2 separate regions of the Homo sapiens genome follow, and region 1 is linked to region 2. A link is a loop called in an ENCODE intact Hi-C map of the cell type or tissue named here. Cell type or tissue: natural killer cell. All regions are shown on one strand. Links, peaks and the distances in the headings refer to the core of each region. The heading gives the core; the rest is flanking DNA.

Region 1 (6,788 bases), core at 1,079-6,078, 510 kb after region 2:
ATTTTGTACATGAAAAGGAGGTGAGAAATGAGATATGGGCTTTAATTTGGGAGAAATACATGGAGCTAGGAAATGGAAAGGAATAAAAAAATGAGCTTTCTTCTATGAAAGGTACTTAAGGGCTGGGCGCAGTGGCTCATGCCTGTAATTCCAACAGTTTGGGAAGCCGAGGTGGGCAGCTCAAATAAGCTCAGGAGTTTGAGACCAACATAGGCAAAATGGCAAAACTCCATCTATACAAAAAATACACCAAGCGTGGTGGTGTGTGCCTGTAGTCCCATTTACTTGGGAGACTGAGATGGGAGGACTACTTGAGCCCAGGAAGCGGAGGTTGTAGTGAGCCAAGATGGTGCCACTGCACTCCAGCCTGGGTGACAGAATGAGACCCTGTCTCAAAAAAACAAAGAAAGAAAAGAAAAGGTACTTAATATCTTCAAATATTCAAGATCTGAATGAGAAAAATGTAATTTTAGGTCAGGTGTATATAAAAAGTATCCAGCAATTTCATAGCTACTTATCTTCATGGACTGTTTCCTTGGTTGGTTATCTCTGTCACTGTTCATATCACACCGAGGGTTGTTACCTGCTGGCTTTCACATCTTCCTGTTCTTTCACTCATTGACTAGACTTTTCACTCATTTAATCACTGTTTTCAAACATCTCTATGTGCCAGACACTGGAGTAGAGATGCAAGGGTGAGTAAAACACATGAGATCCCTGCCCTTTCATTACATTTAATGAGAAGAGAGACAAAAAAAAAAAGTGGATACTTTCAGATTATGTTAAGTGTTATGAAGAAATAAAACAGGGTAATGGGGCTCAGAATGACTTTGCAGGTGAGAGATAGGTGGCTGGAATATTTTAGATAGAATGGTGAAGGGATCTGAGGAGACAATTTGTACTGACAGCTCTGGGAAGTGAACAAAGAGAAGGAGCCAGCCATGGGAAGAGTTCCAGCCATAGGAAACAATAAGAGCAAAAGCCTGAGACAGAAATGCATTTGACATTAAATGAGAGGGCTGTAAAGCAGGCCTATGTGGCCAGGGTGCAGTGAACAAGGGGAGAGTGGTAGGAAAGCTATGCAGGTCTTAGAGGCTTTGGAAAAGAGCTTCAGTTTTTTTCTAAGAGCGATGGAAAATTATCATAGGGTGTTAAGTAGGGCAGAGATGTGGTTTTGTTTTTAGAAGGCTCTCTGGCTTCTCTAATAGTGGGCAAGAAGATAAACCTGGAAAATAATTAGATGGCCACTGCAGTCATCCAAGCAAGACATGATGACTTGGACTAGGGTGGTAGCTGTCACAGTGGTGAGAAGAGGTTTGATTCAAGTTCTTTTTTACATATGGGGCTGAAAAGACTTGCTGATGGATTGGTTTGAAGGTGGTGAGAGGAAGTACTAGGTGAGTGGGGATGCTTTATTCAAGATGTACAAAACTGGAAAAGGAGAAATTCTGGAAGAAATTCTAGAGAAAAGGAAATTCTGGAAAGACCAATAATTTTTCTCAGTCTTGTTACATTTGAGATGCCTTAAGAAATACAAGTGGAGATGTGAGAAGGCAATTAAATATTCAAGGAGATTAGGGGGGTTGAGTAGAGGAAGAAGTAACCAAGAAGAAACACCAGTGAAATAGGAGGAAAATTGAGAGCATATGGTTACAGAAGCCAACTACAGAATGGATTTTAAATAGGAGGAAATGGTCACCTCTGCCAAATTTAGAGTGGTCAGATAGGAGAGGACTGAAAATTGACATAATCTTTGGCAAGGTCAAAGTCACTGGTGACAGATCTGGTAAATATTATTTCAGCAGATGCAATGAACATATAATTGGAGTGGGTTGAACAGAGAAAGAGAAGTTAGAAAGTAGAGAGAGCAAGTATAGGCAACTCTTGATAAGCTTTACTGTGAAGGCATGCTGAGATAGAGGGCAGAAGCCAGCAAGGATGGAGAGTCTAGAGAGAGTTTAGTCAAGCAAGACAATACTAAGGCATGATGCAGAAAAGAGGACACATAATGGCAGGAGTGAAATCCTCAAATAGGCAGGAGGGCATGGGATCCAGAGCCCTGGAAAGGACAACCTCATTGTGAAAGGAGGGAGAACATGTATTCAGATTCAGGTAGGTTGGTAGATTCGATGGTGGGAAGATATAATTACTGCCTGAGGCTTCTGTTCTTTCAGTGAAGTGTAAATTGAGATCACCAGTTGAGAGTGAGGAAAGATGAAGTGTTGGAGGTTTGAGGAGAGAGGAGATGTGAAATAAATAACTTGGAGAGTCAGAGATAATGTCATATTCATATTTGTATCCCAGCATCCTACCACAGTGCCTGGCACATAGGAGGCACTGAAAAACAGTTTTGAAGAATGACTGAAAGTCAGAATCAGAAAAGAAAGAACAATGATACACACTTAAAACTTACATCTTAATACAAGAATAACATATTTGTAGAATATCTTGGTTTATAAATGTTTTAGCATCTACTTGAATTTACTCAATAAATTCCAGAATACTCGAGGAAGGAGGCATACTTGCAAAAGGTAATTTAAGACAAGATGACCTCTTTACACTTTATTTACAAGAGCACCTTTCTCATTAGGCTGATTTTTTCAAGAGTAAGGAGATGCTGTCTTTTCATCTTAATATTCTCAGGACATGCATTAAATAGTGCCTGGCACAAAATTAAGTGCACAATAATGCTTTTTCGGTTTTTTGTTTGTTTTTGAAACAGGGTCTTGCTCTGTCACCCAGGCAGGAGTACAGTGGTGTGATCACAGTTTACTGCAGCTTCAACCTCCTGGGCTTAAGTGATCCACCCCAGCCTCTCAAGTAGCTGGGACTATAGGCATGTGCTACCATACCCAGCTAATTTTATTTTTTGTAGAGACGGGGTCTCACTATGTTGCCCAGGCTGGTATCAAACTCCTGGGCTCAAGCAATCCTCGTGTATCTCCCAATGTATTAGGATTACAGGTGTGAGCCACCACATGGGCCAGTAATGCTTTTTTGAATAAATAAATGACTATAATCACATGGAGCTTCTAATCTCCAAAGGATTTACAGGCTGAAATAGAAAAGTCTCCAAAAGAATTTAAATACTTCAGGGATGAAAAGCCAAAGTGGATTGATTATAAAGACAAACAGATGCTTTAGGGACATTTTAAGGGAGTCACAATATGCAACCAAACATTTCCACAAAACTTTCTTTGTAACATTGTTTCAAGAATAAAAACCTAAATGATTTTGGGTCTCACTAGCATGGCAATTTTTATATTTGTTTGAGTTTATAGGCTCTTTTGACCTTTTCTCTATAGTAGTAATAGATTTTTGTCCTTTTGCCTAACACTGTGCATTATAGTGAACTACATTCCCAGATACCTTAGAATCACCCATGTTTATCCCTTTCCTCCTCTAGGAGGGCTCTGAGAGATTTCATTTCTGTCCTGCTGATGAAGTCTACGTTCATTCAGGGCCTGCTGTGGAAGACCAGCCCCAAAGGTGTGTTATACTAAGTAGGCAGATTCTATCTCCATCTAATTCCTAAGTTAGGCTTTTCTTACTCCTAGAGTTCTGTATAGCATGGCCTTCTTATTTCTTGTAACATTGCTTTTGGGAATAAAATGTTTGAAGAAAGGAATATAAAGAAGAAAAAATGCTGGGGAATATATAAGGGAAAAAGAACAAAGGTTGAAAAACAGAAACAGAGAAAGGGAGGAAAGATAAATCTGACCACTTTAAAGTCAGTCAGTATACCTACAGACATTCAGTTGAGCAATAAAAGAATGGGATAAACTATGCAACTGAGAAAAAAAATGACAGAGGGGCAGGAAAGACTGGTCATTTTGTCCTGTAATGAAGACCACAGAAGTCATTTTTACGTCAGGGTGAAATAATTGTGGCCATAGCTATCTCTGGTCTCATGTTTATACATCACTACAAATCACAAGTGAGAAATAATATAAACATATTTACTAAGGCTTTACCAAGAACAGTTGGCTTTTCAGATTTAGAAATAGCTCAAAGGGGAAGGAGGTATTACTCAGTCATTATGTGACTGGCACCCTCTAGTGGCTGTTTAGATTTCCTGCATGTGGATCCTAATTGCATTTTGAGGAAAAGACCTTTAGAACAAAAATCCCAATACTCAAGTTATATGTCCTGACATACGGCTTTTTTTCAGTGTGCTTTGGCAGCAAAGCTAAGTTAGAAGTGTAGAAATAGGGGAAGATAGATTATTTGGGTGTAACATACTTTAATTATTGAAAATGAGCTACATCGTTGACAAAATGAAATGGCAGCGAGAGAATAGCAAGAAGTCCATTCAAGGGAAGTTTTTTCTACCCATTTGTCATTGTCTTCATTCAACTCTACAGAATTTCCACATGGGAATTTAACTCTGCAAATGAATCTATATGATGCTATTAATTGATATTTACATATTAATGAATGTACTTGGAAAAATATTATTCAACTAGGAGTCCTTTTCTTACAGTTTATACGTAAAGACCATCCTTTTATTTATGCTAAGATAGCTCTTTGCAGAGCTTGATATTATGTTTTGTGAATTTCCTACTTAATCCAGTGTTAAAAATCTTCGCTTTTATTCTTTACCATTGTCGACCTAAAGGTAGATGCTAAGGCACAAAATATGATTTAAAGAGTTTACTTAAGCTGGGCACAGCTACTCAGGAGGCTGAGGCAGAGGATTGCTTGAACCCAGAAGTTCAAGGCCAGCCTGGGCAACATAGCAAGACCCCATCTCAGGACAAAAAAAAAAAGTTTACTTGAGCCAAGATAAGGACAGTTGTTCTAAAGACTCAGACCCAGTTACCTTGGATATGAGCTCCGTCAGCCTCAGTTACAAGCAAGCTTTCAAAGGAAAAAAAGATAATTAAAAATTATCAGGAGTGGGCTGATAGAAAGTTGTTTGACAGGCCAGGTGTGCTGGCTCATGCCTGTAGTCCCAGCACTTTGGGAGGACGAGGTGGAGGACTTTGAGACCAGCCTGGGAAACACAGTGAGACCCTGTCTGTACAAAAAATAAAAAAATAAGCCAGGCATGGTGGTGGGCACCTGTATCCCCAGCTACTCAGGAGGCTGAGGTGGGAGAATTGCTTGAACCCAGGAGGTTGAGGCTGCAGTGAGCTCAGATTGTGCCACTGCACTCCAGCCTGGGTGACAGAGACCCTGTCTCAAAAAATAATAATTTAAAAAAAAGTTGTTTGACAGGAATTCTCATTGGTTTACAGAGATAACATTAAGTGTTTGACTGTACATTGTTGAACGATACGATATGAGTTCTGGTGTCCAGCTGTAGCATTTCATGGCTTCTTGGTGTCAGCCTCGGGCCCACGTAGCAGGTGGCATCAAGAGACAATTATTTGGCCAAGTGCAGTGGCTCACACCTATAATCCCAGCACTTTGGGAGGCCAAGCAGATGGATCACTTGAGGCCAGGAGTTTGAGACTGGCCTGGCCAATATGGCAAAACTCTGCCTCTACTAAAAATATAAAAATTAGCCAGGTGTGGTGGCATGCACCTGTAGTCCCAGCTACTCGAGAGGGTGAGGCATAAGAATCTCTTGAACCCGGGAGGCGGAGGTTGCAGTGAGCCGAGATCACACCACTGTACTCCAGCCTGCGTGACAGAATGAGACACTATCTCAAAAAAAAAAGAAAAGAAAAGAAAAGAAAAGAAAATATAAAAGAAAAAAAAAGACAATTATTTAGCCCAAGGGGAAGTGAAGTGAAGTAACTGCTGTTTCATTCTAATGCCTGTTTGGGCCTGATAATTTAAAAGGGCTTACATTCCTAAGATAAAGTCTCTTTTCTTCTTTTTTTACATTGTTTTTAGTGATCAGGAAAGAGTAGTATGTTTGATATAGCGACAATAATCCAAACTGATCATGAGATAACTAACCATGTTGTGAGTTGTTTGCTAGCCTAAGGCATTATTCAATAGCCAAAAGCAAGCTGTGGTATTGACAAGATCCTTTCACTGTTGCACTTCTGGTACTGTAAAGAATGGACTAGATCCGGGCAAGTAAAAAGTTAGCTGGCTGTTTTGTTAGTCCAAGGGAGAGAGGATGCAAACCTAACCTAGAGCATTGGCACATAGGATGGAAAAGATGGGTTAGACCAAAGATATTTCTGAAAGAGAATTTCAAGATTAGTAACTGAATATGAAAGGAGTGAGAGGGGGAGGAATTAAGAATAACTCTGAGATCTCCGGCTTGGGAAAATGGGTGGATGATGACACCATTAACTAAGAACAGGAATATAAGATCATTTGTATTTGTACAAATACAAATTTGGAATTCAAGGTTAAGATTGGCATTTGAGAAACAGATTTGGGAATTAATAAATGAAGCTATGAGAATAGATAAGGCCATCAAGGAAGCACACTGGAGAAAAAGGAAGAGGTCCAAGGAAAGCAGTGCAACATCTAAAGGCAGCGAGAAAGCCCAAAATAAGAATTATCGGAGTGACGGGAAAATGGCATTTGAGAAGATCACAGAAGAGAGAGCATCAAGGCATGGTAGTCTACAGTGTTAAATGGGGCAGAAAAGTCAAGTAGACTGCAGAAAAAAAAGCCAGCCGTTTTGCAATGAATTCAACAGGTTAAAATAACTACCACTTGTAGAGGAGGAAAAAAACTTTTCCCTATCCTCTTAGGTTCAGTACCTGGGGCCGTACAAATTAAACTAGCAAAAGACAGATTAACAAAAGTGAAAAGTTTATTACATGAGCCTATTGGAGCTTCATAGAAAAGTTGTGAAAGCCTCCAAAGGCCAGTAG
Region 2 (6,788 bases), core at 832-5,831:
AAGGAGAATAGAAAAGGAGTAAGATTGGGAATGCTGCCAGAGATGACATGGAGAAGCACAGGGAAGGCCAGAGAACCAAATGGCTAAGGGCACAGGCTTTAGAGCCAGCCTAACTTCCACCTCTACCTCTGCCACTTCTGAACTGTATGAAAGGTCACGACACTCAACTTTCAGAGACTCATTTCCTCATCTGTAAATGAGAGAAAAAGAAAAAAGTTGTCTCATGGAATGTCTGTGAGGTTAATACAGTGAGATAATATAACATGTAAAATACTTAGCACAGTGCTCAATAAATGGTAGCTTTCAAAAACCATGGAAGTGACCCACTGGGAATGCTGGGCTCTCAGCCCCAAAAACCAGAGAGCAATGCCAGACCATGGTGCCTGCTGCCCCCCGCACTGGGGGTGACCCCCTTCAGCCCCTGCTTTGATGCCCAGTGGCCCATTTCTTCCCTCATACTTAAAAGTGCCTGCTCACATATAAGGCTAAATCAAACTCCTGCAGAAACATGACAGGAAGCTGAAAAGATAACATAAAGCAGAAGCAGGGATTCCTGTTACCAGAACAGTGTTGGTTGAACAGGATGTGGGGGGATCAGGGAAACAGATGGCTGAGAAGCAGATATTGCGGAACCATCCAGGAAGTTATTGCCCTCCCAAGCTCAGGACAGAGGCTAGTTCTATTATTATGACTTTTTTTTTTGAGGGGGTGGTGGTTTAATGTACTGATTGCTTGCCTGCCCCTGAAGGCAGTTTTAGGACTTCAGCAAAATACAAGTTAGCACCTGTTTTTGTAAGTATAGCTAAGATAGTTTTAGTTTGGGGGGTTTTGTTTTGTTCTATCTTCATTTTTTGTTGCATTCCTGAATATCTTGTTCCTAGCTATGGTGGTTGTTTTGACATTGTCAATCAAGAATTCAGTGGGCAATAGCTTAAATGCCTTCAGTATTACCATCTATTGCTTGTTTAAACAGAGTTTTAATTTCTTTTTTTTTTTTTTTTTTTTTTTTTGAGATGGAGTCTAGCTCTGTCGCCGAGGCTAGAATGCAGTGGTGCAACCTTGGCTCACTGCAACCTCCGCCTCCTGGGTTCAAGCGATTCTCCTGCCTCAGCCTCTTGAGTAACTGGGATTACAGGCGCCCACCACCACACACAGCTAATTTTTGTATTTTTAGTAGAGATGGGGTTTCACTGTGTTGGCCAGGCTAGTCTCGAACTCCTGACCTCGTGATCTGCCTGCCTCAACCTCCCAAAGTGCTGGGATTCAAGCGTGAGCCACTGCGCCCAGCCCAGAGTTTTAATTTCTAAAGGATTTTGTGAATTATTCACCAATGAAAGCAAAGCTATAAATTGCAGCATAATTTCAAAATATTGCTTGGGGGATATGATCATGAGAAAACATAAAACTCTATTCTCCTGTCAATTCCTGAGCAAAAATTATCCTACAGTGATAGAATAAACTAGTCACAGTGGGCTTTCTGTGCAGCTAATTTATTTTATGTGCCTACTGTGTGCCAGGTATAGCACTAGATTCTGGGTATACAGTGGTGATTAAGACAGCATAGTCCTCACTCTCTTGGAATTTTCTAGTATAGTTTTCCAACTAGCAGCTGGCCTTTTGCATATCTGGATAGCCTGAATACGTACCTCTTGTTCTTTCAGTAGTAATAATATGTTTGTGAATGTTCCATTCACATTCTTCCCCAGCATCCTTTGTATGTAGAGTGTACTATACACATGGCTGAGGGATCAGGGAAGGTGTGAATCAGATCCTGTAAACCTAGCACAGGCCCTGACCACGGCAGCATTCTTCTAACCTCCTAATCAGTGAGATAAGTGTGGTTGCTACCTAATAAACCACTGTAAAATTACATTAGAACTCCTCATTTATATTTTTTGGCTCAAACATGTTCTCCGTGTGTCTGTTGGTGTATAGCGCATCTCTATACAAATGTACATGGCCCTTTCCCATGTTTTATTTCATTTTCCCTTCAGAAGAAGCCTGTGCAGCAGAATGAATCAGGCAATGGTATCTCACACATGGATGAAAAGTGACTTCCCTCCCCATTCTTCTGGGGAGGGCTGCTTCCCCGCTTTGCGAAGCCCCACCTCTTACAACCTAATCTGCAGCGCCAGCTTTACCAAGTGAGGTTCACTTTATATTCAGCATTTACTGAGTCATCAATCCCCAGGAATCTCAAGATACCAAAAATATGGAGACCCCACAGAGAAAGCTCAAGTTCACTACTGCAAATGCCTCTGTTCTGAAGAGTAAATTCGAGTAAGAAAAGAAACAACTAATCATGTTTATGCTGAGAAATGTTTCTCTTCTTTCTCTCCTTCTTGATCTGCTTATTTCTCATAGTTCCCCGTCTCTGAGCTTCTCCCTGGGGCCTACAAAATGCATCTCGCTGGCATCCTAGGAGAGCACTGAATAAATATAAAGTGATAATGAGGAGGCGGCAGCTCTGGGCCACCTGGGAGGTGATAAGTGCAGCCAAGAGGCCCGGTGGGACCTGAATGCCTGCTCAGACAGCCCAGGGATCTCAGGTGTGATATAATTGTTGCTCAGCTTGTTTCCTTTACCCAATAAACTGTAGCTCTGTGGGGGCAAGTTGTATATTGTGCTCTCCATATAGCCCTAACGCAGTGCCTGGTGCTCCATAAATAGTTATTAAAAGTAGGAAAGAAGGCAGGCAGGCAAGGAGGAAGGAATGTGTGGGGGTGCACCTAAGCTTCTGAGGTTGTACAGAAAATGTGGACAGAAACCTAAAGTCTAGGTAGGAGCGGAGTTTGCACTCCGTCTTTTAAGACAGAATCCCTGGGTTAGTTCAGGTGAAAGCCCCGTGGATTAAACCTGTTTGATGCCTGGTTTGTGGGAGTCAAGGGATGTATGCGCCTCCTCTCCTGGCTGCCACACAGGAGCTGTGTTCAGTCTCACAGGGGCATCATCAGCCTGGGAGCAGCTGTGTGGCTGTAACACCAGTGGATGCCGGTGTAACAGCTGGTACACACACCAGTGGTGACCCCCAGATGGGCCCACAGGGCAGAAACACTAAAGGCCAGGCCTCCTTCTCCATGAGGGCTGCCCAGAGTTCCTTCACAACAGCGACAAAGGCAGAGCCCAAGCCCATTGGAGGTTTTGCAGGTAGTGGACGTGAGTCCTGAAGAGCAGCTTTACCACTCCAGGGACCACCAGGCCCTGCCCGCCTAGAAGTCATAGCAGCCAGTGTAGACTTTAGCTTAGGAATACACTGCATGACCATCTCTGTGGGACCCCTTCGCCCTCAACCATCCTGTGAGATGTGGAAATTGAGGTTCAATAAGGCTGAATAACTTGCCTAAGGTCACACAACCAGTGAAGTGTCAGAGTTCGTACTCAGGGCATCTGGTCCTTTGTCAATCACATCAGCAGAGGCATAGCAGCTGCAATGTTGAGAATACACTTGATCTTAGCCAAAAGGCCAAGAAGTGATGCAATGTTGAGAATAACCAGCAGAGGACAGCCTCCACCAAGAGGCCATTTACTGCCTTTGCAGAGATCAAAGCTAACATACCAGTATTGGGGCATATGTCACCATGTGCTCCCTGCTCCCTGACAAGATACACTGAAAAGGATCCAACATCAATTCTGTGATTTTCCTGTCATAAAAAATTTACCTAAACCTAATCCTGAAATACCAGATAAACTCAAAATCAGGGGCAGTCTGCTAAGCAACTGGCTAGTACCCTTCAAAATTGCTAAGGTCCAAAAAGTCAAAGAAAGGCAGAACTGTTCCAGGTTAAAGGAGGGCCATACAGCTAAATGCAATTAAATGCAATAAATGATTGATCTTTCATTGGATCCTGGGCTGAGAAAAAAGCAATACAAAATGTAAAGGACATTATTGGGACAATTGACGTAATCTGAATTTGAACTGTGGTTTAGATAGTAGTATTGTATCAATGTTAAGTTTCCTAAAGTTGCAATCATAATATGTTTACATAACAGAATGTCTTTGATCCCGAAATATTAAGGGGTAAAGGGGTACAATGTTTCCAACTAGCTTTAAAATAGTCAAGGAAGAACACAGAGATAGTAATAAGGCCACAAAAGAAATGGAGCACAATGAAAGCAATAGGTGAATCTGGGCAAAGGGCACATGGAAGTCCCTTATACTGTACTTACAATTTTTCTGTAACTTTTAAATTATATCCATATTAAAAGTGAATGAGAGAGAGAGAGAAACTGTCCTAGTTTTTCAGAGCTTTGGACTTGTGGTAGCCACACCCGATTTGAGTCAGTGAAAGCTTTCTCATTGAGGGGGTGGGGGCAGTGAGGTGAGGCCTCTTTTTAGTAAAGTGTGGCTTCAGCCCACTGTGGAGCCCTGACCTTTGCCCTGGACTGACCAGAGTGACTGCACACAAAGCTTACCTGATAATAGATTTACCTGACCTATGAGACGGCCTTTGCTTAAACATTTTGAGGGAGTGAATATAATTCACACCTATAGGTGGAGGAAGAACAGTGGACCAAGCTGAAGGCAGAATGGAGCTCTGGGGGCTGGGGACACAGGGAGCATTCCAGGGCCTGTGAAATACAGAGAAGGAGAAAGGAGGGTCATCTGGGGGAGGGATGCAGGGTGGAACCACCACCTACAGCTTTGCTGGGGCAATCCTTCCAAAAGGTAAGACTGCTGGAATCTGAATGAGCAGGGGAAATGTTAACAGTAAAAAGACTGCTATGAGGGGTAGCCATGAAAAAGGACATAGAGTAGAAAAAGCCGATGGAGATGATATAGACAATGATGTGTGTTAGAACCACTTGGAGGACTATTGGAATTCTGATTCTTTTAGGCCTGGGATAGGGGGGTAGAGAATTTACATTTCTAACAAACTACCTGGTGCTGCTGGTCTGGACCACACTGTGAGTTGCAGTGGTGTTGCAGATGATTGTGTCCAGCCCACCCTGGAGGGGTAATGCCTGTGAGGAACATGTGAGAGTCACAATCAAAGAGGTCCAGGGTTGACCCTGTGGTGCCTCTAGCTGGGCAGTAGGGATTAGGGACAGACAGCCTCATGGATGAAATGCCACTTAAACTGGGTTTCAGAGGAGCTGGGGTAGAGGAGGGCCTTCTAAGGAAGCAAAGACCTAGAAAACAGTCCAGTCCAGTTCATCATTTGGGTTTCCCAGGGAAATGGTGGGCAGAAAGGCAGTTGAAGGGCCTGAGTGCCAGGTCAGGAGTTTGGACCATATTTGGCAGGTGGTGCAGAGCCTATGGTGGAGACATGACAGAGAGAGGGCTTTCAAAAGATTGACCTGATAGAGGTATGAAGAGGTATGAAGGGCAGATAGGAGAGGGGGAGACTTGAGGTAGGAAAACTAGACAGGAGGTCCCAGCGGTGGGCTTCCTGGGACGGAAGGGCCTGGGGAAAGGGGATGGTAAGGGTGCGTGGAAAATAAGGGAGTTTAAGCATTCTAGCTAAGTGGGAAGTAGAATTACACAAAGAATCCATTTGTTCTATTAGACTTTTGGCCTTGAGTTACCACCAAAATTGATATGAAGCATTCAAGTCTTCAAAGATGTTTTTTAAAAAAATCAATCCATTAAATGTATTTACAGGACATTTATTACTAAAAATTAAGCACGAGCTTTCATATGAACATCTTCAAAAGTCTCCTAAGCAGCAAGTGGGCAGATGGAGACAATGATGTGCTGGGAAACGTTTACCAACAGGCTGGGAGTCAGGAGAGCCCTGATTTGTAGCGAATGTCAGTTTCCGAGCTATAAAATTCTCTCATAATGGCCGATTTCAAGCTAACAACATGATGTCAACTAGCTTGTAAAATTCCAAAAATATGTCAGTTGGCTCTTGGGAGCCAGTACAAGCTGTTTCTAGCACACTCCAGAATGTAGAACAAATGACAGGAAATGGTTGGAGCCACTGCATAAGTAGTGAGTAAGTTTCTTTTCAGCATTGGTTTCTGAACCCAGAAAGCCAGGATTACCTGTGGAAGAAGCTCACAGGCCAGGTGACTTTGGGCCCCAAGCATTGGAGCATCAGTTAACAACAGTTCTTTCCAAAGAATGGAAAATGGCGGATAGGTTGGATTTGTTCCAAAGCCCCAAAGCCAGGAGGATTATTTTACATAATAGAGAAGCATAAAGGAAAGGGAAGAGTCTTAAAACTAAGAGGAAAGAGACCCGGTGTTTGCACTTATCTCTGTCTCTGATACTTAGCAGCTGTGTGCTTAACTGCTTTGAGCCTCACCCTCTGTCTTTGAAAGCAAGGACAATACTAATAGTATACACAGCTCCATGCAAAGCCTAGAAGGCATTCCATATCAGTCAGACTTCACAACCCTCCCTTTCTTCCCTGCTACAGCATTCACCCCTCTCCACTTAGGTTTATGCTGCCCCAGACCCTGTATCTGTCCCATAGAAACTATCCTCTCACGTCTGAGGGATGTCCCACACCTTCAGGGTAGATCTGGAAGCCGCACTGGCCAGTCTGCTGCAGAGAAGAAGGCAAAGGGAGAGAAGCTGATTGTGTCCCCATCAGCTTTCACGGCTGTGCTTTGGTCCCTCACGAGCTGTACTTCCTGCCCTTGGATTCTAGTCTTTCTTTTTTTCTGATAATTTTTTCTTTTGGCTTAAAATTGGGATTCTGTTACCTGTAACCCAAAGAGCCTGAGACACCCTAATTATCTTCCTTCAAAAATTCTGGTAGAGACAAAAGACACTGGCCTGGGAATCAGATTTGAGTTTTGACCTTGGACAAATGACTTCACCTCTCTGGGTCTTGGTT

The links. Peaks named below come from ENCODE experiments on the same cell type or tissue, not always from the same donor. Only the 100,000 strongest peaks of a DNase experiment are listed, where the experiment ranks them.
Region 1: a loop joins it to region 2, with 11 times the contacts of the local background. A loop is called at or near these places in 12 of 110 quality-filtered maps.

The regions. Positions count from the first base shown.
Region 1 is chr1:93,302,089-93,308,876 of GRCh38, reverse strand. No RefSeq gene overlaps it. Among named protein-coding and RNA genes, the nearest start is that of CCDC18-AS1, 40 kb to the left of the region's middle. In natural killer cell, for the core only: CTCF peaks have their summits at 3,857 and 4,068 (motif pointing left); a DNase peak (open chromatin) is centred at 4,046.
Region 2 is chr1:93,810,893-93,817,680 of GRCh38, reverse strand. It overlaps a transcript of BCAR3 not described here. Among named protein-coding and RNA genes, the nearest start is that of MIR760, 33 kb to the left of the region's middle. RefSeq lists an enhancer at 3,068-3,608. In natural killer cell, for the core only: a CTCF peak has its summit at 3,506 (motif pointing right); a DNase peak (open chromatin) is centred at 3,490.